Regions from separate parts of the Mus musculus genome. Here region 1 is linked to region 2. A link is a loop called in an ENCODE intact Hi-C map of the cell type or tissue named here. Cell type or tissue: left cerebral cortex. All regions are shown on one strand. Links, peaks and the distances in the headings refer to the core of each region. The heading gives the core; the rest is flanking DNA.

Region 1 (12,677 bases), core at 2,139-10,138, 760 kb after region 2:
TCAGAAATCTGTGGATGTTGTTGACGAGTGCTATAGACAGAACCTTATTTTATAGAAGAGTTAATTTTCCAAGAGGTGGACATGATTCTGTAGACATTGTATCAGCCCCTGGTAAGTTCCACTCTTCATCAGACATAGCCAGAGTCACTTGTGAGTTAGGCAAATACCAAGTGCTAGATAGACAGTGGTGAGAGAAAGAGAAGCAGGCTGTCTCCCCGAGCGACCAGCAGAGGAAAGGAAACATATTAAACGTGCAGCTAGGCAATTGAAATGTTGAGACAGGCCAGTAATGAAAAGAAAAATGACCATGGTTTTCAAGGAAGTTAACTGAGAAGAATATTTCACATAGTCAGTTCGAGAAGATAGCTTACAGAGGCTCCATATTACCTAAGAATCAGAAGTAGCTGCCAGATAACCTCTAGCTCAAGTAAGGAACTGCTGTCTAGGATTCTGGGGTAAGTTTAAAAAAAGAAATTACAGCTACGTTTATGTGCATGTTTATTGACTTTTCTTTGTTTAATTCTGACACTCAGCAAAAACATATTAGTGACTGTGCTCCAGTTAGTTGTAGTGCAGTCCCAAGGGTCTGACTTGTGCGTGCTTCCAGCATGTGAAGGAGGTGACACGTGACTGACCACAGGGATGCTGTATAATATGTCACTTCCTAAGACGAGAAGTTCTGAGTGGCATGGTAGCTCACAGGAGCAAATTGTGATCATGCTTTGAGGGTCAGGAAAGGAGTGTTGTGAGATCTGTACTGAAAGAAGAAAGATTGGACTTGAGGAAAACTTATTCTAGAAAGAACATCAGGGAGCCAGAGGCAGCCTTGCGTTCTCTGTGGCTGGAGGGAAGCACGTGATGAAAAGCTACAAGAGTTCAGGCTATAGTAAAATGGTGAGGTAATGGACCTTGTTAGCTGCTTGGAGGAGTTGGGAGGTTGTCCAGAGAGCAGAAATATGCAATTGTCCAAGCAGGGAAACAGCATATCTGAGAATGGACAAGGAGAGATTCTATAGCAGCAGAGTGATGCCAGTACAGGGGAGGAGTCCAGGCTGCTTAGGAAGTAGCATGGATAGGACTTGGGCAGGAATAACTGCCTGGAGTAGTTCAGTAACATGGTGGACTATTGAGAACTAGGAAACAGAATTTGCCCCTAACTCGCATTTGACAGGTGAGTCTGGAATTGTCTGTCATGAAAGAAGACAGATCTATGCAAGAGGTAGTTGTTTGGAGTTAACAATTCAGAGCCTTGGAGGTTGTTTGCACCCAGACTGTCCCTTGCTATTCATGCATTTATTCATGAAGATGGAAAAAACAAAATAGAAAACCAAGAACAGAATCTGGAGGGGCCTCACTAAGTGACTGGAAGAATGCAAGCCTGGAATGGCAACAGTGAAGAGGTGGTCACAGGGACAGCATGGCCACATGACAACATGGGTTCAAAAAACCAAATATGAGTGTTCCTGGTTTTAAAATTAAGAGAGAAGAACAAAGGCGTCATGGGTTGAGCAGCAAGGGTGCCGCTGGTATCCTTGGTGAGAGTAGCTGCAGTGCCTTAGACACCTGGGAAGGGAATAGAGACAGCATCCAGGTCCTGGGAATGGGAAGGAACATACAACATGAGGTCAGCATTGCGGCCCCACAGAGTGGTAGCTGGGAAGAGAGCCTTCCTTTGTAGTTTATTTGTCTTGAGTGAACTGTCTTTAGTGTATGTGGTTTTTCAGTTCAATTCTGTTTCTGAGTTTGATACTTTGGAAACCCTATATATCATGAACTGATGCCACAATCTCAATTGTCAATAATTGTCTCATATTTGTTGCAAGGGAAGATGACAGTATATGATATGGAACAACTTTGGAAATCTTACAAGTCCTTTTATATATACGTGTCAGCCAGTCATTTTTGAGTCTGCTCTGTTCTGTTGACTGACCATCAGAATCTTAGGGTGGTTTTAACATCTGTCATTGACTAGCCTCTTATAAGCATGTCCAGCCTTTTGACATTGTATCAGAAAACTGTGGTCTACAAAGTTCAAGTTTTCAAGCTTGAGAGTTTACAAAACAAACAAACCAGCCCACCCAACTGACAGACAAAACAAGAAAGGAAAAAAAAAGTCCTCAGAATCTAGTTTTACGTAACTTTATTGTAATGTGCTAGGCTGTATTTATTATGGTTGTCCTGTGGCTCATGCAGCCCACAGGTTAAAGACTGGCTCTGTCTGCTAGGTTCTGAGACATAGAGTAAAAGTCATGAATACAGGCTGCATCCCCAGTGTGCTGGCTGTTGTGCTAGCTAGAGTCACAAGACAGTGCTGAGCAGACCTCCTGGAGCTTTGGGTCTATGGGACATAGAATTTTTTAAATGCCATAGTGCATGTTTGGTAGTAATTGTGAAAAGGTTGGGAAGCGCAGAATGCAGACTCGTATGAAGTCATAGTGCAGGAGTACCTAGCCTGGTAGCAGGAAGACAAGGAGGGTGTCTGGAGACATGGTAGATAGTGCTCAACACGGTCATGGTTTGTTTGCTACACGCAGGATGCATTCTGACGATGGACTTTCTTACCTATACTTGTCTAAAGAGATAATTTAGTATGAAAGTATACAGATTTCTGAGATATTTCAGCATGCTCATGTGAAGACAGCATCCCAGAAAATTTCATGCCACCTTTGCCTGAGAGAACTAATGACTAATATTTCATCACTGAAAGATTTGAATCTTGATTTTACTCCGTACTAGGATTGGGAGCATGGCGCTTGTGTGTCCGAGACAAGTGTTCTTTCACCTGGCTTCATGCCCAGCCCCTCTTTTCAACTTCATGCTATGTATTCCTATGTATGCATGTATGAATGTACTTAAGATGAGCATTTCAAAAGAGAAAGTGAAACAGCATTACATGTAATCAGATTCCTCTTGGTTTTTTCCTGTAAATTTGTGTAGAGCTTCCGCATTAATTGAGAGGATGTTAGTTACAAGCTTTACCTAGTTTATTTAGTAGGCTGTTTTTCTTAATTGAAAGTAAAACACAGTACCTTACAGCTCTTTGAACCACTCTGCAGATTTCATGGCAATACCATGTAATTTCCTAAACTCATTATGCAAATTTACATAGGTTATTGTTGAATTTAATTTTTCCTTTAGTCTTCTGACTAGGCTTAACTTTACCTTTGTTTTGTTACTAATAAATGTTAATATGAATTATTTAAATAATTTTTAAACATTAGTTTTTATTCTTTAAAAGGTCACATTTAACCAATATTATCTTCCTCCAATTTCTCCTAGTATCCCTAACCATCTCCCTTTCGACTTTTATGTCTTTTTTTTTTTCTTTTTATTATTAATAACCTCAAGTCTCATTAGTGCTGAATGTAAATAATTTTAACATATAACATTTAATTAAAAGATTGATGTGATCTTTTGAAGAAGCAGTTTTATTATTTCATTTTAGAAAACCACATGCATGTACATGTATACACACAGTGCTGGGGACTGAATTTGGGGCCTTACACATGCCCTAGTCACGAAGCATATTCTCAAAGACACACACACACACACATTGATACCCCCATATATGTATGCATACACAATTTCTCATATACCTAGCTTAGTTTAATCAGTTGTTAGCTAGTCCTTCACCTGTTACTTCCCTCTCCCTCATCCTATGTATTTGAAGTTGACCACATAATTATCTGTGCATTTTTAGAGGCAAATATTATTTAAAAATTTTAAATCGAAGTACCAATATGAATACTTGAAATATCAATATATTTTATTTTTATTTGGAGGTGTCTTGTTTGTTTGTTTGTTTGTTTGTTTGCTTTGAGTCAGGATTTTTTATGAAGCCCAGGCTGGCCTAGAACTTGCAGTGGTCCTCTGGTCTCAGTTTTCTGAGTCCTGGAATTGTAGGCATATACTACTATGCCTAATCTTAATAACTTATGAATAACAAATACCTGTTAAATTTCAAGCTCATTTTAACTTTATCTAGAGTCCTTCCTAGGTGTTTATACAATCGCCTTTTATACTTGATCCTAACCAAAAGCCAGGAAGCAATGCTACCATCACTTTTTAACTGATACTTCTGTAGATGAATTGGCAGATGTGCCCAGTACACGTGCAGTTTGTATCCTATCACAGAAGAGCCGGTTACTAGGGGAAATGCATTTGCTTTAACCCTTTTTGCAGAAGGATGCTTTCATGTCAGAATTATATGAGTATATGCCATTGGATTTGCTCCCCTTTAACACACAGTTTGGCAGGCATTGGATTTGCTCCCCTTTAACACACAGTTTGGCAGGCAATGCAATGATGGTGTACAGGTCTGTGTGTGAGGGGCAGTCTTCAGCTAAAACACATGCCTTAAGTGTAAGTTTACAGGGAATAAACAGTTGTTCTTTCATGTAATCTATAGTTGTTGATGAACTTGTAGCAGACACTCACAATTTTCTTAAGTATTACAATGTAAGGCAGAGTGGAAGAAGATCCACTAAGTGTGTGGGTCCTCCATCAGTCATACGTTCCTAATGTGACATGTTGGATTTCCTTTGTGAGGAGGTGTCACAGCAACGACTGGCAGATGTACCTTCTCGGTACACACTGATCATGGGAAGGAATGCCTGTCCAGATCCTTTTCTGGTTGCACCATCCTGTTCTCTCCAGGCCTGTGAATCACAGCACACCAGTCCACATGTGCCTGCGCTGCTCTGTTGTGGCAAGTGCTCCATCAGACTGGGATTTCTCTGCCAGGAAGGCAGGCTGGTCCCAGGCTACTTAGGAAGATCTGTACTGAGACTTCCCAAGCCAGATGAGCCAAGTCTACTTTCTCTGTGTTTTGATGCTCATTTTCTGTCATAGGTGGATTTTATAAAGGAAAGGTTGTACGATACTAAGTAGTAATCCATTGAACTGTTATCCTCCGCTTAAGAATGTGATCTGAGTTGACACTGAGAAGATGAAGGTGACTGCTAGAAGGGGCCCAGAAATTATGGTTGCATCTGAGCAGGATACCTCTAGCTTTCCCTCTAGAGCTTCAGGACTCATGGGTGGCAGGGATGGAAAGGATCATTGCCATCAGCCTACCTGATGGTGCTTGTGGCTTGATTTGACCGACCCCTGTGTTCAGAGACAGAGTGCCGGACTGCCTGGCGCAAGCTTGGTGGTCTTGATTGTAGCTGTCTGTTGTAGGTCCTGCATGTCAGAAGGTGTCTATATTCCAGCTGTCAGATGCTGTTTAGAGGTGGTGTGTGTGCTCTGAAATGATGGTGCCTGCATTTCATCTAGAACTCTGTTGTCAAGGTGCCATGGTGCTCAGAAGGTAGTCTCAGGACCTCATCTCACAATGAAAGCTGGCTGTCCTTTCAATCTAAAAACAGTGAATCTGAAGGCTTTCTATTTATTCTAGTCACTGCACTTAGACTACTAACTCTGGAGAAGAGAAATGAATGCAGTTGTTTAAACCCAGACAAAACAGAGGCTAAGAACTGAGACAGTTTGTGAAATAAAATCCAGTTTAAATGGATAGGCTATAAATATTAAAAGCAGGGGAAGAATTCTTGGTGTCTTTTTTTAAAAAAATGTCCTTTATACACATGATCTGTATCGAGGACTGGGAGGGCCTCCTTTGGACTTCAGTTGTTACATTATTAGTGTACAGTCACCCTGGCAGATGCTGCTCATGAAATGATTCAATGGGAGGGCTCACTACCTTCCTCAGAGAGCTGGCATTCCCAGATTCCCTCCCTGGTCCCTGGGTCCTGACCCTGAAGCTCAGATATGACCTTTGGGATCTTTTTACATTGAGGAAAAGTGTCAGGAGAGAAAAGCAGTGTTTATGTTGAAAAACATAAGCATTTTTAGTTTTTTTAAATCTCATGATTTATGTATGTTATAAGACCTGATTTTGAAGGTTTAAATACAGATGCAGGATTTGAGTATTGTGTTCTTTTTAGCCTGAACTGAGTGACCATGCTGTTTCTGGTGCCCTGGGTGCACACCACCCAATACTCTGAACCATTGCACAAGTTAAACTTTTTCCACCGCCTGAGGATTGGTCTCTAGGAATTCCTATGAAATAGGTCCAAAATGAGAGTATGTCTTAAGGTTTCCTGGCAGGAAAAGCCTTTGGTTAACCCCCTGCTGGGACTCTCAAACAGGACTTTGAAAGGTGGCCTTCAAAGGTGTCGTCTTCTTTGTTCCTAAAATGGCTTGAGTTTAACTCCCTGAGCAGCTGGCTGTCTGGTAAACTGGGGGAAAGGCCGTCAGCTCAGTCTCGCATCTTTGGATCTGTGCTCTAGTTAGGGCTTCCACAAGGACTTCCTAGAATCAGAGCTCAGTGAGGGGCATTTAGAAGAGGAGCCAAACTTATGTAAGCAATGAGTTCTTAAAAATAGACACACAACAGAAGGAAGAAACATTCGCACATGGCTCAGGTTGTCTTTGAAGACTTGGAGGGGACACGTCACACCTGACTGGCTTTTTCTCTGTTCACAGTGGTGAGTGGGCTGCAGGCAGTGAGCTGCTCAAAGTGCCTCACAGCTCTGCATGCACAATCCTTTGGGTTTGATGCACTGTAAACCAACCAGCCAACAAAATAAGATGTTTTTAATGATTTCAAACATCTAGTAGATTGTTAAATACTCACTGATAAAACGAAAGATATTTGTCCACAAACTTTAAGTTACAGAGGGCTTCCTTTTCAGCTGACGCTCATTCAGTAGTCGGTGTCTACAAATGAGCTCTGCTTTTGTTGATCTTTATCTAAATATAGCAGTTATCTTTATGTACACATTTTCTCCATAAGCATTTTAAATAAGTAGGTTGCTAGTACAATTCTGATGTTTTCCTAATGGAAGAGTAGTGTAGTTTCCATGTATTAGAGTAAATTGTACTCCTCATTAGGAAACTGTTGGCGTCACTGAATTTTCTTTAGAATTACAAAAAAAATATTTCCATAGTTAAGACAGTAGACATAAGTTATTCACATATTAAATACTTTTTAAAAATTATAACTTTTACTTTAAAGTTATAGTGTGGTTTGTACATTAGGAAGGGTTCATTATGGAGTTCATTTCCTGGAGACTGAAACACTGAGGCTGAGTGAGTGACTCTCAGTGTTTGCTATAACACGCCCTGAATGATAGCCCTTAGAAGGAGAAGGAAAGAGAAGACACTACTGTAGCAAGTGCAGGTCGATTCAGGTTGGTCTGCATCTTTTTCCTACAGCTAAGTCCTCTGGTATTGGGCACATAACCGCTGGGCAGTGTGGAAGTGTCTAGTTGCAGACTCCTTGGAGGGAGTCCTTCACCCGGACAGTTGTTCTTTCACATGCTGTAATAACAGTGTGTTTTAAATTGGCTTTAGAAGAGGGAATGTTTGGTAGGATTTGGTACCTGTTGTAAGTCTGGGAGCTCTACGGGGCTGCACAGGATAAAGTGGATGTAGGAGAGGGAAGCACAGGACAAGTGCTGAGCCCAAAGCAGCATTCTTCTCCCCAACCAAGGGAGGGCAAGGATTTCTATTCTCCTCTCTCTTTGTGTGTGTGTGTGTGTGTGTGTGTGTGTGTTTGGGTTTTCAGAAGCAGGAAGAAAGAACATCATGAATTGGATTCAGAGTGCCCACATTAGAAATTGTTCCTATGTCTGAAAGTAGCATAAGTGTATATAAACGGTTGTATTTGCCAGAATACAATTAACAGTTTTTAAAAACACGATTGATTGTAGATTTTGAAATACACACACACACACATATATATATGTATGTATGTATGTATGTATATATATGTTTGTATGTGTGTGTGTGTGTGTATATATATATAAAAAAATTTAATGACTGTTTTAGTTTACTTTTCTGTTGCTGTGATAAAACACTGACCAAAGCTGATTGCAGGTAGAAGGAAGGCTTCATTTCAACTGATGAATTATAGTCCATCGTTTAGAAGTCAGGCAGGAACTCAGCAGGGGCAGTCAGGAACTATGGAGGCAGAACGAAAGCAGAAGCCCTGGAGGAATGCTGTTTACTGTCTTGCTCAGCTTAGTTTCTTATATAAGCCAAGCCCATCGGCCCCCACAGGCCCTCCCATGTGAACCATTAATCAAGAAAATGTTCCACAGACTTCCTACAGGCCAGGGTGATGGAGGCATTGTCTCAATTAAAGTTCTTCCCAGATAACTTTTTGACTTGTGTCAAGTTGACAGAAAACTAACGAGCAGAATGAGAATTTTACCTTTCAAGTGAAAATAAAGACCAATAATTTTCACCAGTAACTTAGGCACTTTTTAAAAAGTGGTTAAGGCTTTATGAATTAGGTGTGCCTTTTCAGTGGAGTTTCGGGTCTGCACAGTAGAGTAGGAACTGTTGTGTGTGCCACTGGGAAGAACCGGATCTTGTTCTCTCATCAGGAGACCTGTTCACCTTTTTGTTTTACACAGATAGATCACCAAGGCTTTGTCACAGGAGCTCTTCTTTGGGTTGCCCCCTGCAGCTGATTCTCTGTGGCTTACTGTACAGCTTGAAGACTTCTTGCAGTGAGAGCCACTTCCACTTGGTGCCTAACTAATCCTGTCCTTTCTTCCTAGTAGAAATTAAGGTTTAACACTAAATGTCGGGTACACCCAGTTTAGAACATGTGCAAGGCAACAGTAAAACGTTGACATTTGCAAGTAGTCTTATTCTGTATTATCTGATTTTTATAACTCTGACTTGCATAATATAGAAAGTTTCCTCAAAAGCAGAGGTTACCCTTTTTGGTTACTCCTATACCTACTTTATTACAAACTATTTCACTGGCCAGTTGGCTGTTCTAGCATCTTGAAAGTTCACATCGTTAATTTTGTATTCAAAATTTATTTCCTTTTTTAAACTGTTGTTTTGATGTTGAAGTACACACCAGAAATGTGGTCTAGAACCAAAATTGGGAAGCTCAAATGTGAGTGAGGCAAACTGCATGGTGACTAAGTCCTTTGGGTTAATTTGGATTAAATTATTCCCTTGAAATTGAGGAAACTGCTCTGTTGGAGCTTCTAATATATAGATTCCGAAGATCAAAGAGCATTTTTATCTGTTGACACAGGTCTAATTCATGAGGAATTTGTAATTCTGCCTTGATACCCCCACCCCCACCGCAGCCTTGGCATTGAAATTCCTCTGTGTAGTGCTTGAAAGGAATCCTACTCTGCCTCTGCCTGGAGGCTCCTGGGCCTACATGTTTGGTCAACAAGCAACAGTGGGTGGTCGGGCTGCAGAGCAGGACAAGGACCCGCTGTGCACAGGAAAGTGTGTTCAAAGGTGTTTAAGGGTGGCAAGGAAGTAGGCTGCCCTCCTGAATCTGGGGCTGTGGATCAGTGTCGTCCCCCTCAACCCCCACTATTGTAGACTGTGAGAAACTTGCTATGGGAGGCATGGAGACACAGTGAAGGTATCCCCTGGCTGCGCAGCTGTAGGCTTTATGGATGGAGCCTGCTAAACAACGAACGGTTAACAAATATTTGCATTTTAAAAAAGGAAAATCCTTGCTTTTAAAAATGAGATACATGATAATCAAGGTATATGACACATGCTAAAGTTTCCTTTCCTTTTTATAGAATCTCCTAGACGTCCTATTGCTATTTGAAGCTGTTTCAGGTTCACGCGTTATGTTTGTGAGCTTCACAAGTGCTCTTTCTGAAACAATTAAAAGCTGAAGCCCTTTTATCTAATGGAAATTTCACAGTTTGTAGGAATCAGAAATGTTTCAAATTTATAGCAAATGGTGACAAATGATGACATGACCAGGACTGGTTGCCTTTAGTGACCCTAGGAACACATCCACTACTTCTAAACCAAACTTCCAACTGGTTTTTCTCTTAGTAAAACAAGATTTCTGTTCTGTTTTATGTTCTTTCAAAAATAATTTCCAGATTTAATGTTTGTTTTAATTTGTTCTGCATACTTCACATTAGAAGAAACTTATAAAGAATGTTGCTTCTTGAGGTTATAGAAAATTTAACTGGAAAAATAAGATACCAACTTTTGATTGTGTATGGGTTTAATGGTAGGTATCGTACAGGGTCTTAGACATGTGGTCAAATTATCAGTTGATACTGGCTGTGGCAACTGAAGGATGCGGCTAGACGTGAGACTTTACTCCTAGAACTGGGTGGTCTTGTCTCCCGTCCTGCATGGACTTTCAGAGGGAAGCTCTCTCTGTGCTGCAGGGTTCTGTGCCTGCTTGACCTTTCCAGAGCCATCCGCATGGTAGTTATGCGGCAGATCGCTTCCACAGAGCCGTAGTGAAGGGGGTTTCAGTCTTATGAGTCATTCATTCATTCATTCATTCATTCAAGGCGTAGTTGCGATTCATGTTCAATGTGAAGTGGTAAACTTTATACCTCCAATCAAATAACAACTGCTAATCAAAATGCATGCTTTCCACTTTGTTCATACAAATGATGCAAAACTTCAGATCAAAACTCCCTCCCAGTCATAAAATAATAATTTTACAGCTAGGAGGGTTTCATAGTTGGAAAGCATTCATCTTTGTAGCTCCAATTTTCAACATAGTAAGCCTCTACGGAGAGCCATGGGCTTTCTCTTCATATGAATCCCTGCTGCTGTTCCTAGTGTGGAGATACTTAGTAAATGCAGTCGCCTCATAATTGACAGTCAAGTTTTCCAAGTTCCCCGTGGGCTGCAGATGTAAATCAAAAGTACAGTGGAGCCGGTCCTTATCCCCAGTGTTGCCAGGAGCTGCCTTCCCCGAAGTCCCACTCACCAAAAACTTACAAAGTTTTGCTTTTTGACAAATATTATGTCTAAGAAAACAATTGATTTGTTAAAATTCATGTTAACTTAGGTTGAAAAGGACGGGGCCAAATGTTGCTTTATGTCACCTACAGAAAAGGCCAATGCAAACGCTAAAGCCTGAAATGTGTGGTGATAGAGAATGATGGAGAATGGTGTCCTCAGCTGATTCCCAGTGGCCAGGTCTCTGAGCGCTCAAAGAAAATATGCAAAGTGACACCATCTTCAGTCATATATGCTTTTTGTAAAAAGATGATTTTACTTTAAATTATGTATGTGTATGCAAGTCTATGTGAGTATGTGCACATGGGTACCAGTCTCCAGGAGGCCGAAGAAGGAACAGAATTGCCCTGGAGCTGGCCTCATGTGGGTGCTGGGAACTGAACTCGGGTGTCCCACAAGAGCAGCCAGTACGTTTCACCCCCCATCGTCTCTTCCATCCCAGTTGTGTGTGCTTTGTATAATAAACAGGTTCTTTAAAGCTTCTTATATCGTGTCATAAGGTATAAATGAAGAAAGGTTGACTTTTGTTGAGAATTTTAAAATCTTATGCCGAGTCTATAGTTTACACACACACAAAAGGTATTTCTCTTGTTCTTCATTGTCCTATACAAGTACTCATGATCAAAACAACTTATCTGTAATCATCTTGAGAAATAAAAGTATTGAGCCATGTAATTGAAGCTTTCAAGGAATGTCAATCTGCAAGGCCTTTTGATTTTTGACATAGTAATAATATGTGATATATGGTTTGTTTAAAATACATGTCTGAATAAATTTCCTCCTAAACTCATACTGCCCTGGCATTCTGTAACACACTGTGACACCTTTGGTCAGAGGAAAGAAACTAAACCTTGAGAAGAGAAACTCTAGGTTAGTATCCGCCACTTAGCTGGAGGGTTTAAAAAGTGATTCTCAGTCTTCCTAATGAGTGCTGCGACCCTTTAATACAGTTCCTCATGTTGTGGTGACCCCAGCCATAAAATTATTATTGTTGCTACTTTATAACTGTAATTTTGCTACTGTTATGAAATATAATGTAAATGTTTTTGAGAGCTAGTTGCCAAAAGGGGTCAGGGCCCACAGTTTGAGACCAGTTGCTTCAACTCTTACATGTAGCCCTGCAGCGCCACCTTCTGGTCACTCAGCTCACATGTTTACAGAGATCATTCTGAGTGGCAGTGTGACCTGCTGGGCACACGCTGCTTCAGGTACCTGCCTGCCTGAGTTATTGCTTGGTGATACTAATTACCAGGTAAGCAGTTCTTTCGTGTGTTGCAAGCAGAGCACTGGTGTGGTGCTCTCTGACAGAACAGAACATGTTATTAATATCATTGTTAAAGAAAGTGATGAAACAATCTTTAAGTTTCAAAATTCAAGCATTCCTAAACTACAAATATTATCCAACCATATAACTTAAAGTCAAAGCACCAGTTAAGGAGAAAAACATTTTTTGAGGATCCACTTATGAGATGCTAATTCCAATATTTGTAGAAATGTAGATAATATATTTTCATGAGGCTAGAAAATCTTTCTTACTTACTCATAAATGGATAGCCTTAGATCCCATGAAAATAATGTGGAATATATATTCATAAAATAAAAACATTTTGTGATGTTTTAAGTATCCATATTTATACACATTATGAACTTTCAGATATTTCTAACATGTTACTAAGCTTAAGCCCCTTTATCTTTCTGGTACATCAGGAAATTAGTGTTTTGATATTAATTTTTCTATCCTTAGTAACAGTGAAGACCGTATAAACTACAGTGTGTAAAATGTCATAAATGGTGAAAATTTCCACACATTTTCCATTTACTACGGAAAGAAATCAATTTCAGATAGCTTTATCCTGTCTGTCTGAATTCCTTTTGCCGCCAGTGTTACAGAAGCTGTGCAG
Region 2 (12,677 bases), core at 2,370-10,369:
CTTGCCCATGCAGTGGTTGTGAGAACCTCCAAAGATTGTGCTCTCGAGGAAACTATGGAACCCTGTGTCTATTCTCTTTTTCTATCTTCTGGCCACAATGTGTTTTGTTCTGCTATACTCTTGTCCCAACATTTCCATCCTATATCCCTACTAGAGAAGTGCTGGGTCACCCAATTTGGGGTAGAACCACCAAAATTGTTGTCTTAGTTAGGGTTCCTATTGTTTTGATTAAACACCATGACCAAAAGCAACTTGGGAAGGAAAGGGTTTGTTTTAGCTTAAACGATTTCAGTTTATTTCAGCTTTGTGATGATAGTCACTTAAGAACCTAGCTGATGGATCTGGAGATGCAGGCCACTGGTGGAGCACTTTCATGGCATGAATAGAACCCTGGGTTCCATCCCCAGCACCCCAAAAACAAAGCAAGCCTGTATACACTTAAAGCCAGTTTTATTTAATTTAATATTTAAATATAACAAAATTTTAAATATATTATATCCTGTTTGAGTTAAGAAAACAATTATCCAACCTTCGGTGTGGTAGAAGGCTACTTTAGACCTCGTGTAAAAGTAAAATCCAGTTGAGTCGAGGGCTGAATTGAATTATGGCTTAAGTCAATATTATAACACCCTGAGTTGTAGATCTAAATGGCTTTTATCTGTGTTTCTATGTTGCCCAATGGGACGTCCTTCTGATCACTGGAAGGACAGTGTGAACACGGAGGTAGGGTGGTGGCATTGGAGCCCCGCCCCCACCCCAGGCCACTCACAGAGGTGCATGTAGAGAGGGTTTGCCTGTCCTAGCTTAAGAAACTAGACTCTCATGCTGGGGATGGTTTGTGTGGGGATCTGCCTACCTGCTCGCTGTTTAGTTTTATTCTGTGATCAGTGACATGGTAGACTCCATTTTGGTTTGGTCTTATCTGGTCAGTAGAGCCCAACGCAAGAGCCTGGTTCAGCTCATTGGCTGCCCATCACTTTTACTGAACATCATAACTACACAAACTAAAATATTGTAAGGAGATGTGAGTGAATAAGTTCATAATCTTGGCTGAAGGAGGTCAAAACCCCCTGATTCCCTCGATTTGAGGATGTACAAAAGAAACACGACTTTATAAGTAAGCGTGTTGAAAACTAAATGGATGAAAAATATCTGTAACTCACATGGCAATGGAGTAACTTTACTGTGAAGTAAAGAACTCACTAAAGAAACGGAAAAAAGGAAATGGAAATGAAAATGTAGAAAATGTGTTAGAACAGGCAAATAACAAATTGCCCAGCAGACACTCATTAAGAACAGAGAAGGAAATCAGTCTGTTTTGTTGGCGCATCAGACTGACAAAAGACAACAGGACATCAAATCCACTGGCTCCTGAGCCTAGGAAATGGGAGCTGGTGAGAAATCAGTGGGGTGAAAAGTTGCATAGCGCCTGTGTACTGCACGTGGTACCCCATGTACCCTAAGCTATGTCCCCTAAGGAAACACCAGTACAAGCAAAGCCGCACACTCCCCAGAGGATGCTTGCAAGCTGTTTGTACTATCAGAACTTCTTCTGGGGCCTGTGAAATGACAATGTTGTCTGCAACATCCGGGTGGATAAATGGAGAATTATCTCTCCAGGAGCATGCATCCAGATTATGTTCCTCTAAAACGGGTCACCTTCAGTCATACAGAGATGTCTGGAATAGTGGCTCAATCTCTATGAGGTGTAGATTCCCGGCACTTTTTTGTGCTGTTTCTGCTCTGTATGGATCCTGCACACAATAAGCATAACCCTGCTGATGGAGGATAGCCCACCTCTGAGCAGAGGGAAAGGATCAGATGTTGTAAGTCCACACTTCATTGAAAAGCAAGACTGCTCATAAACCAGTCTGGTGGCAGACAAGCATCAGGTGTGCAGTCACAGGCAGAACGGGTGCTAGAGAAAAGTAGCTATATGGCCAGCTGCAGAAAGGAGGATTATAATTGACATGACTATTTCTGTCATATTTTCTTAAGAATGTGTGTGTATAGATACTTGTGGTTTCATTCCCCGATTTCTTAATCATGTAATGAAATAGCAATTAGGAGAATATCAGTGTTTATCATATTTAAATTTTGAGATACCAAAAGAATGTCTCACAAGGGATGTTGCCACCTATTCTAAAATTTATATGAAGGGTAGTTATATAGGCATATTGATAGCCTGGTTATTGTTTTCATTTGGAAATTAAGCATGGCATAAGGAAATAAGATTGTATGCTAAGCTGACAAGGAATCGAGTTCAGATAGCTATTCTTGGTTGCCAAATTGACTACATGTGGAATTAACTAAAACCCAAGCAATAGGTACGCCTGTGAGGAATTTTTTTCTCTTAATAAAGTGATTTAAAGTGGGAAGATCCACCTTTAATCCGAGGGACGCCTTCTGCTGGTAGCCTATATAAAGGATTTGGCAGACAGAGGCTTGCTTTCTTTGCCTGCTTGCCCTCCCTCTTGCTGTCAAGTCCATTCCTTCACTGCCATTAGAACCTGCTTGTTTGGAATTCCAATGTATACTGAAGGACAGCTGAGACATCCAGCCTTGTGGACTGAACAACTACTAGATATTTGGACCTTCTGTTAGTAGAGAGCCATGCTGGACTAGTTGGACCACAGTCTGTAAGCCATTCTAATAAATACCTTTTTATGTGTGTGTGTATGTCTGTATGTATGTGTGAATGTATGCATAAAGATATACACATGTATATTTATTTATATATTAGTCAGGGTTATCTAGAGGAACAGAACTGATCATGCACACACACACATATGTATATGTATATGTATATGTATATGTATATATATATATATACATATATATATATATATATATAATAGATACCTAGATATTGATTTTATATACTCAGCTCTGTTCCTCTGGAGAAGTATGACTAATACACTGCCCTAGGAAAAGTTACCCCGCCAACCTGAAGAATGCAAGGCTCAGAGTGGGGGAAGGATCCAACATGTGAACGGCAGAGCTAGAACCTGCCCTCTGCTGAAGCTCATACACATCTGTAAATATGTAAACAGCTGTATCTCAGAATGTTGCTACTCTGTATCTCAGAATATTGCTACTCTGTATCTCAAAATGTTGCTACTCTAAGACCTGTTGCTACCAAAAGCCTTGGAAAGACCTGAGGCCTGTCCTAAAGCAAACCCTGTGGGGTAGGGACATCCAATTGTGAGAGGCATATTTTATAGACACAAGTTGAGCTCCAGCACACAGAGGCCCCTGTGGGGATGGCAAGGACTTGCTACCAACAGGAAGGAACATCAGCTCCTCACCTGAACCAAGACTGTAGTTCTCCTGACAAGTTGGAAATTATTCAACTTGCTTTAACTCAAAAGTTGCCCTGTGGCTTCCTTTTTCCAATTAACATAAATGAACGTGCATTAATAAATTAAGTCTGTGATACAAAGTCTGAGGCAGGCATGGTGACATAATTAGTGTCACGTGAAAGCATGGGGTCCTCACTCACAAATGACTTAGGGATTTTCAGAGGAGGGCAGTAGGCCATCAAAGGGTGCTCAGGCCCCTGTGCCACAGTGGGGGAGGGGCGCCCTATGTAACCAGCTGTGCTCAGAGTGTGTGTGATCTGTAGAACATGGCTAAGTCCAAACCTGCCCAAACTAGAAGACGGGCTGGCTTGTTCTTGCCTAAAGCACCATGAAAATTCTAAGCTTCCCCTCCCCCCTCCCCGAAAGAATAAAAGCTTAAGTAATGAGAAGCTGTCCAACGGCTTTGGGTCACTAGCAAACTGCAGATGACCATACATCCACAGTGACCAGAAAGAATGCCACCACCAGGGTGAACCCATAGGCTGATGTGGGATTGCAGGAACGGCCACTCTAGGGGGAAGAGCTGGAGAGGGAGCAGCTTAAAGGTCTTGGCCACAGGTACGGAGGATCTTGAACCCAAAGTCGCTGAGATAAGTAAGTTCACCCCCAAAACTTCCTCACACTTTCGGTAACTTTTGGTAACACTCTTCTTAGCGTCAGGCAATTTTCCATGAATGTTTTTATTTTTATTTTCTAAGATGTATAAAACCAGAACCAGTCCCGAGAATCCCTTATATGGACCAGATACAAATCCTTAACCAGTGCTCTTTGAAAAAGCAGATACTTTTAATTTTGATAAACTCTGAATGATGGATCTAGATCTCTTCTGCTTTGGGTGCTGTGTCCCCAAGACCTTTAGCTAGTAAAAATAGACTTGGGACTCAAACCTACACCTTAGCTCTACATACCACATGTTTTCCTTCACCCAACTGTGCCCACAGACTTGCCAGCTGCTGATGGAGCCCCCCGCCATGTGCCAGTCTCTGAAGCTGCAGCAGTAAGCAAAACCAAGCCAATGTGTCACCGTCCTAGAAACAGAGTGGCTCTGGACTGAGGGAGGGAGCCTGTATCACCCCAGAAATATGATCAATGAGGTGCTATAGTAAAAGCAAAGGTAGAATGGGGTATGGCAAGTGAAGTGCGCAGGGACAGTGGTTCTGTGACCCGAGGTAAGAGAGACAAGAGAGTCCATAGCAGCTTGAGGGGATAGGGTCTGGGACCCATAGCTAGGGAAGAAGCTGATTGGCTCCCACAGGTAAAACAAAGACCTGGATCTCCCCAGTGGGAGGGAAGTCCCCGGAGGCACTGTGCGGGGATGTGATACGTTTCAGGGGCCAGGCTGAGAACAGACTGGACACCCAAAGGGAGCTCTGTGAGCCACTCAGGTGAAGCAACCGCTTGGACGGTCATCTCCACAGAATGGCAAAACAAAGTGGGAGCCAGATCAATTTTAAAAATACACCTGAGAGAATTTTCTGGTGGGATAGATTGGGGTGGGGGCAAAGAAGGAGAGAGAGAAGAGAAAATATCAAGGCAAGAAGCAGCTTGGCCGTGCTAGCAGGAAAGCTGTTTGTGGGGTATCAAGCTTCTTGGGACTGTGGGAGTTAGGTTTGGGGTGTTTGCATGTGTGTGGGGGGACTGCCTATTAGAGCAGAGACATCCACATGGCAGCTTTGAGAGCTACAAGTCAGGGAATCATTAGTGTCCCCCTGCATTTTAAGGCAAGAGCCCGATAAGACCCCAGCTCCATGCTGGGATGGAACCTGACCCTGGGTGCTGCCCAGGCCCTGGTAACTGGAAAGTCAAAACAACAGAGGAGCCTGGAGGTATGAGGACCAAGAAGGGTGTAAGGGAGCAGGAGAGGAGGGCAGCTGAAGTCAGGGAGGCTAGGGTTGCAGAAAGTAGTGGCTGGTGAGCTGCTTCAGGCAAGACAAGAACCAAGATGGCCACCCTTTCAAGGATGGAGCCAGCACCATGATGCTTGGGTAGAAAGAGTGAATCCTAGAGAGATGTGGTCACTGAGACCCTAATAGCCCTCCTGAACATCTGCTGTGGAGGTGAGATAGGCAGGAGCTGACACGGAAGCTGGGGTAGAAAGACAGCTGTGGCTTCTTGTTCCTTCTCCCCTCCCCATCTTTCTCCCCGTCTTCCTATCTTTTTTACCCCCACTTTTGTTTTAGATAAAACAATCGCACAAAATGATACCCAAACCTTATCCGGATATTCAAGTACTAGAAAAGATGTTCCAGTCTTGAGGGAAATCAAGACAACATGAGACTCTGGTTTTGCCCCGAATATTTATTCTGCAAATATAAGACTGCCAGTATGGATTCTCTGAAAAGAAATGCCATTTGAGGCAGGGAGTTAAGGGCTCCCTGCAGTCTAGAAGAACTTCATGTTATATGAACTTTGCCCATCAGGTGGCGATGTTGTGCCACAAAAGGAAAATCATTTCCAACTACTCTTGCTCTGCAAAACTCAGGAACAACTTTCTAAAAAAGATTGTTCTGCCCATCCCAGCTCACTACCAACTTCCCACAAAACGGGGAGGTATGTTCACATATTCCTAAGCTCAAACTTTTAGCAGCTCTGGGATTCCTTTCACTGTGTATGAGCTCTTGGATCTAGTATGCCCTGTGTGTTACCACCATTTTCTTTTCAGTGTCATATCTGTGACTCTGGTTCCTCTGGTCAACCCAGTCTATTAGCCTCCTAGAAAACAACTCAGTTACTGCAAGGAAACAAGGAATAGCAGACTCCCCTGAACTACTGGGCTCACCGTACCCCAACTGAGCGGGAAAGGACTGTCCTTCAGCGCAGACCTCCAGTAGGTATGATGTCTGCCATCTTAGCCCATCGAGTGCACATCTCTGTAATAATGCTGCCATTCCTACCACCCATCTCTGGCATTGTTTCATTTTTCCCAAGCCAAGTCTACTCACTGAACGCTGACTCCCCTGCCCCTCCTCATCCAGCCACGGCCCATCCCCCTACTTCCGTCTATATGAGTTTTACCTCTATTAAGTGGAACACAGAGTATTGTCCTTTGTACCTCTCCAGTTTACCAAACCTCAAGGTTTACCATGTGGCACCTTTTTAAAGCTTCCTTCCATTTTTAGCACCAAGTGATATTTCACTATTCTGTTGGAACGTACCCACACCTGTGTGTTAACAACCATCCAGAAACGAGCCTTTGCATCGTTTCTACCCCTTAGCTGGATGTGTGGGCACATCTTTTCACTTCTGCTTTCAATCATCTTGTGTGAGTCCCCAAAGCTGAACTGCTGGATCAGGTGGTGATTCTGTGTTTAGCCTTTTGAGGGGCCACCATGCTTGCCACGGTAACTGGAGGAGTTTACAGTCCCAGCAGTGTCCCTAGGGTGCACAGTGGCTGAGGAAGTCTGAAGGGGGTAACTGCAAGGCACTTTTTTGATGGCTTTTCTGGGCAAAGTGGGGGTGTGAGCATGCCAGTTTCGGGTCATTGGATATAGAGAAGGATGTCGGGGGGCTCACACATGAGTCCCTACAGCCAGAGCTGGGGCAGGGCCTAAAAGTGGGGCCAAGCAACTGCTACCCATGTATGGTTTCCTGGGCCAAAGCTAACATGCAGAACTTTACCCCAAACATCCATGTCTTTTCTTAGGAGCCAACTTGAGAAGGTCACTAAGACAGTTTACATCTTTCTGAGGTCCGCAGAGGGTTCCTTTTTTCTGTTGTAAGAGTTTTATCAAGTTTAGGCATTTCTCAGTGAAATAAAATTTTTGTACTATGGTCAGCAGACAAGCTGTTCAGCTGTTCATCATAAGGTTCATTTGGGTGACCAACAGCACTGCATGGATATTGGCTTGTCAGGGAGTGATTTGAGCTACTGTCCCACACACCTGCCCAAGGCACTGTCACCCATTCTCAGAAGATTCTGTCTTCTGGAACCCAGTTCTTTACGTATGCACACTTAGAGTTAGTATGAAGTGATAAGACTCAGTTTAAACCACTGGTTCTCAACCTCTGGGTCAAGACCCCTTGGGAGGGGCACATACCAGATATCCTACATATCAGATACTTATAGTACAATTCATAACAGTAGCAAAACTACAGTTAAGCAGCAACAAAATGATCTAATGGTTGAGGGGGTCACCACATGAGGACTGTACTAAAGGGTTGTAGCATTAGGAAAGGTGAGAACCACTGGTTTAAAGGAAAAATCTGTCCTGGCACAAGCTCCGTTTGTTTCGTCTGTAACAGTGCTAAGCCCTGGGTTTTAAACACCCCAGCTTAAAGGCTGTCATTTAAAAGAAAGTCTTATTCATGCAAAGCATACACACAATGTTCTGGTGAACTTCACACCAATGTACGCAGGTTAAGGAAAAACAAAAATGAAACAAACATGAAGACCTGTTAAGTGACCAGATCAGACAGGCTCTTCCAGAAAGCATCCCAAGTACAGAGAGTGACTCAGAGCTGGGACAGCTGTTGGGAGCCATGTCAAAGAGTCCAATCTGTCTTCCAGTGTGGAGCAGAACCAGTGCTCTGGCCCAAGAGAAGAGAGGTATAATCCTTCGAAGGAAAACTTGTCCTAAGGATGGCATTTGTATTAAAACTCTGCATTCCTGACCCAGTTCAGTGAGGGTAGGCAGCACTGGCAAGATCACACAGCTCTTAGGTGACAGCACTAGGGCCCAAAATTAGTAGTTGGACTCTAAGTGAAATAAAGGACTAACTTATTTATATTGTATTTTATTAGTATTTGTATGAGTGCATATATGTCTGTGCACTACTCAGTGCCTGGTGCCCATGGAGGACAGAAGAGGGCATCAGACTCCATGGAACTGGTGCTATAGACAGTTGTAAGACACAATGTGGGTGCTGGAAATTAAACCCAGATCCTCTGGAAGAGCAGCTAGTGATATAGGCCAGGCACTGTGGTGGAGTGCTGTACACACCTGTGATCCTAGCTCTTGGGAGGTAGAGCAAGAGGGTTTTTGTGAATATGAGGTCAGTCCATCTACATGAGACCCTGTCTCAAACCACCCCACCACTAACCCCAAAAAGAAAAAAATGTGGGATATTAACCTCTATTCTGTAGTGCTTCCAAATGAAAATTAATTTAAAATTCTAAATGAACTTCCCTATTCTAATTTGACCATCCTCATTTAAGTTGACTCTTGCTAAATAACAGCGACGTCACTAGAGGGCAGCGAAGATACCTGGCCTATTTTTCTTCAGCTGGCTGAAAGAAGAGCCAAAGTTTTCTGTAAATCTGAAAAGGCTTCAGAAATCTGCACCTAAGTTTACCTATGCAGTGGGAACTCACCAGATAATACAACTGTCCACAGACCCCTGTGGTACACTGCAAGTCACAACCACCCCCCAAAGCAGCTAACCGCAAGCTGCCTTTTTAAAAACAAAGCCCTCTGGATGTCTAGCCAAAGAGAAGATCTTTGATTGGCTAAAGCCTGAGCAATGGCGGGGGCAGCATTCACTGTGGGAAGGCATGGGGCAACCCATAGATGCTAAGCAGACAGAGCAGCAGACTGGGCTGGGGGGTCACATAGGCAGAACCTGCTTGCAATGAATGAGATTTCTTAGCAGTCATTCCACTCCTTCCACGTGTCAGCCTCATGCTGTAGACTGACCCTGGCCACGGTGCCCTGCAGCTTAGCTTCATTTGTAAGTTGTAGTTCAAGTAGAATCAGGCCAGTTTCAAAGTCTGGGTCCTGAGTGCCTTAAACTTCCATCTCTCCCTCTGTCTTTGTAAGATCTCATGCCAAGTGACTCTCGGATTGGAAGAAAGACAACGACCCCCCCCCCCCCCACAGGCTGGCTCAGCCTTCTGCCAACTGACCTATACTCCCTGGCACATTCCTGGAAACTTCCAGAACTGTGAACAAGGATGTCTCCCACATCCCGAGTCAGCCGGCCCCACATGCCCAGCGTCAGTGAATCTCAAACTCCCAAAGTTAGCCAGCATCTTATCAAAAATATTCCAAAACTAAACATGCAGAGATGTTTATCTTGTTATCTCTAAAGCCAATGGTGAAAGAATTTCCTTGGCAGTAGGTACTGTAAGCCACCTAGAGGTGCTCTAAGGTCCCCGACACTTGAGACAGCCTAAAGGTGAGAACTGCTGTCAATCTGCCTGCAGGCACCACTCCTTACTCTGGACAAGACAGCTTCTTCTTTTTCTTTTGTTTTATGTGTCTCTCCCCACACTTTCTTTCTGTTGTTGTTGTTGTTGTTTAGGACAGGATCTCTAGTTTAGGTTGGCTTCAAACTCCATAGCCTAAAGTGACCTTAAACCTTAAAATAAGAAATGATCTCTCTGCCTCTCCCTCTTGAGTGCTGGGGTAACGGGCCTGATCTGCCATACCTGGTTTATTAGGTGCCAAGGATTGAAGCCAGGGCCTCCAGCGGGCTGAGAAGGCCTTCTACCAACTGAGTCGCATCCCCCTCCCCAAGCTGTCCTCTCTTGAATTCCAGTTTTGTCTGTGACTGAAATGATGGCTATTTTGGGACATTTCAAGGGGGCGGAGGGCATGTGCAGGTTAAAGGGCAACCTTCCTCCTGAGTCCTTTTTTTTTTTTTTAAGAGTGTGTTCGTTTTTGAGATGCTATAGCACTGTACTTGATGTGAGGAGGGTAGGACTTCATTGGGTTCACAGTTACAGAAGCTGCAGAAGTCCAGGGGCTCCATCTGGCTCATAAGACAGCAGAAGACATCACGGCAAGCAGAGAGGGAAAGGAGAGTCAGGATGCGAGGCAGAAGTTGGGTTGGGTGGGGGTCATTAGTTAATTTATGAGCTCAGACCCCTCATAGCCTAACCATTTCTTAAAGGCCCCCACCTCTCAACTCAGTACTGATGAGATTGTCTAAGAACTTGGTCGGGGAGGAGGAAGGAGAAAGGGACGTTCAAACTATAGCACCCAGCATTCAGTAAGTGTTCAATAAGTGCTACCAGCCGAAAGCATAGCGTCACTGTTATGTTACCTGTTGTTTGCATCATATACTGCAGCATTTACACTGTAATATGCAGATGTGTGTACCCAAAAACGACACCCTCGGGGCATCAAAAGCCCTCTAGCCAGCAATTTATTCTGGTTGACTCGAAGGATCCAATCAAAAACTCAACACCCTAGAGCAGGGGTTGGCCAGCCCACAGTTGTAAACATAATTTCCCTGGAACACAATCAGGCCATTTATTTATACATTGTCTAAGACTACTTTTGGCAATGTGAAACTATTTACCATCCACTGCTACAAAGGAAGGGTTGGCCAACCCTTGCAGGACAAGGCCTCCCGACACCTTCATCTAAAACTGCGTGCGAAGGATTATGATTTAGCAGTAGAGAAACAGAGTGCCTCTCCACAGGAAGACCAACAGAGTCAACTAACCTGGACCCTTGCGGGCCCCCAGAGACTGAGCCACCAACCAAAGAGCAGGCACGGCTGGACCTAGACACCGCCCCTCCCCTGTACGCATGTAAGCAAAAGTGCAGCTTGGTCTTTATGCAGGTCCCTCAACAACTGGAATGGTGGCTATGCCTGAAGAATCTGCTGCCTACCTGTGGATTATGTTCCCCTAATTGGGCCACCTTGTCAGGCCTCAGTGAGAGAGAAAGTGCCTAGTCCTGCAGTGACTTGGTGTGTGTGTGTGTGTGTGTGTGTGTGTGTGTGTGTGTGTGTGTGTAGGGGGTTATACCCAGTGTGTGTGTGTGGGGGGCTCCTACTTCTCAGAGGAGAAGGAGAATGGGGAAGAGTTTTGAGGAAGGGACTGGGAAGAGAGAGAGGCTGATATTGGGATGTAAAGTGAATAGATTAATTAATGAAAAAGGAAAAAGAAAATAGTGTCCCTGGTTTACATGAAGGATGCCCAAGGTATGTGTCAGAGTGTAGGGTCTTTCAAGAGCAGGAAAGGCCTTTGAGATCACTGTGGGCCAGATAGCCTCTGTGTTTTCTGGTTGGCCCTGCATCCTTACAGAGGCTTCTGTTTCCTGTGCCTCTTTCCAGAGCTGACATGCCTCTACCTGGCCTCTCCTCAGCCTCTCAGCCTACAAGGGGCGGGGCTCATCACACTGAAGCAAATGAAGAAAGATTTGATTTAAGAATGTTTATGTGGGAGACTAACTTTGGTAGTTTGACTCCAGCGCCTATCGTACTATTGGCCCTTCAGCACTGGGTGGGAACTTTCAAGTGTCCTATGCCTTCCTGCAGTCCGGACTGTAAAGGTATTTTGACCCAGCAGAGGCCACATGTACACAAGTCACTGAGAGCTCTTCACACCCCTGACAACACGAGACAGTACCCAGGCTTCAGAGCTCTGGTGCAGGGACACCCCCTGGGAAGACCATTCCAGGTCCAGCCTACCCAAGAAAGGACTCACCTGTGAATTTCTCAACATGGAGAGTGGGCTTTTCTATAGGACCGGAGTTGGTATCAGGAGGCAAGGACCAAGACAAAGATTCTAAAACACAAGTCCCTTCAGATGCCCAGACTCCCATCCCCTCCAATGCTGGGTGCCCAGGGTTGTGCCGAGCGCCAACCAAGCCCGTAGCATGTCCCCGCAGTTGAGTTGGCCTGATTTTGTCTGTGATGACCTGAGGCACATTCGCCAAACAGGCTTATACCACTGAGCCATACCCCAGCTGTCCTTTTCCTTTACAATGTAGTTCTCTACCTGTTGCTATCTGTCCCTGTGTGGGACGGGACCAGAATTCTACCAGAGTTCTGCTCTGTGGCATAGACACATTCGCCCCTTCTTGGAGCCTTTGGTATTTCCCATGTAAAAAGTAGCCAGAGGCTACTCCTAAAGAGTAGGTGCTTGGAAAGGCTTGGCCCTTGATGTGATTCTAGAAGAGTGACCTTCAGCTTTATGGGGGAACCTGGAGTCTGTATGTGTGGCTAGCAGAGGCACCAGCTGGGCTCTATAAGAGGATTCCGGACCCAGGCCTCCTAATGGGGAACCAGGCCTCTTGGAGTTACCTCTGCAGCCGCGGAATCTGCCTCGGCCCCTCCGCTGCTCTTGTGGTCTCCTTGAGGAGGGTGGGAGGCATTTCACGGTGGTGACTGTCTCATCACGGTGCCCCCTTGTCCTCATTGCTGGGAAGCCTGCCGCTGATTAGGCCTCCTGCGGGTGGTCCTACCCCCCCAGGGCTCCTTCTCTGCTCTTTGGCAGCGGGTGACACCAGCAGCCTTGGTTTTTCCAAGCAGGAAAAGCCACACTGAGCAGAAATTGGAGAGTGGCTTTTCTTCACGGTACACTCAACATCTAGGGCCTCTTTGGTTACCCCTGGAGGCTGCGGTCCACTGACCTGGCTCTCT

What was found. Hi-C counts contacts between places; a loop is a spot of excess contacts. Peaks named below come from ENCODE experiments on the same cell type or tissue, not always from the same donor. Only the 100,000 strongest peaks of a DNase experiment are listed, where the experiment ranks them.
Region 1: it touches region 2 in a loop (3-fold over the local background); 14 of 42 quality-filtered maps call a loop at or near these places.

The regions. Positions count from the first base shown.
Region 1 is chr13:30,887,929-30,900,605 of GRCm38, reverse strand. The region is part of intron 11 of Exoc2 (exocyst complex component 2); the gene reads left to right. Among named protein-coding and RNA genes, the nearest start is that of Hus1b, 53 kb to the left of the region's middle. In left cerebral cortex, for the core only: no CTCF peak of the experiment used is centred there; a DNase peak (open chromatin) is centred at 6,378.
Region 2 is chr13:31,652,320-31,664,996 of GRCm38, reverse strand. No RefSeq gene overlaps it. Among named protein-coding and RNA genes, the nearest start is that of Foxf2, 33 kb to the right of the region's middle. In left cerebral cortex, for the core only: CTCF peaks have their summits at 5,781 (motif pointing right) and 8,549 (motif pointing right); DNase peaks (open chromatin) are centred at 5,782 and 8,557.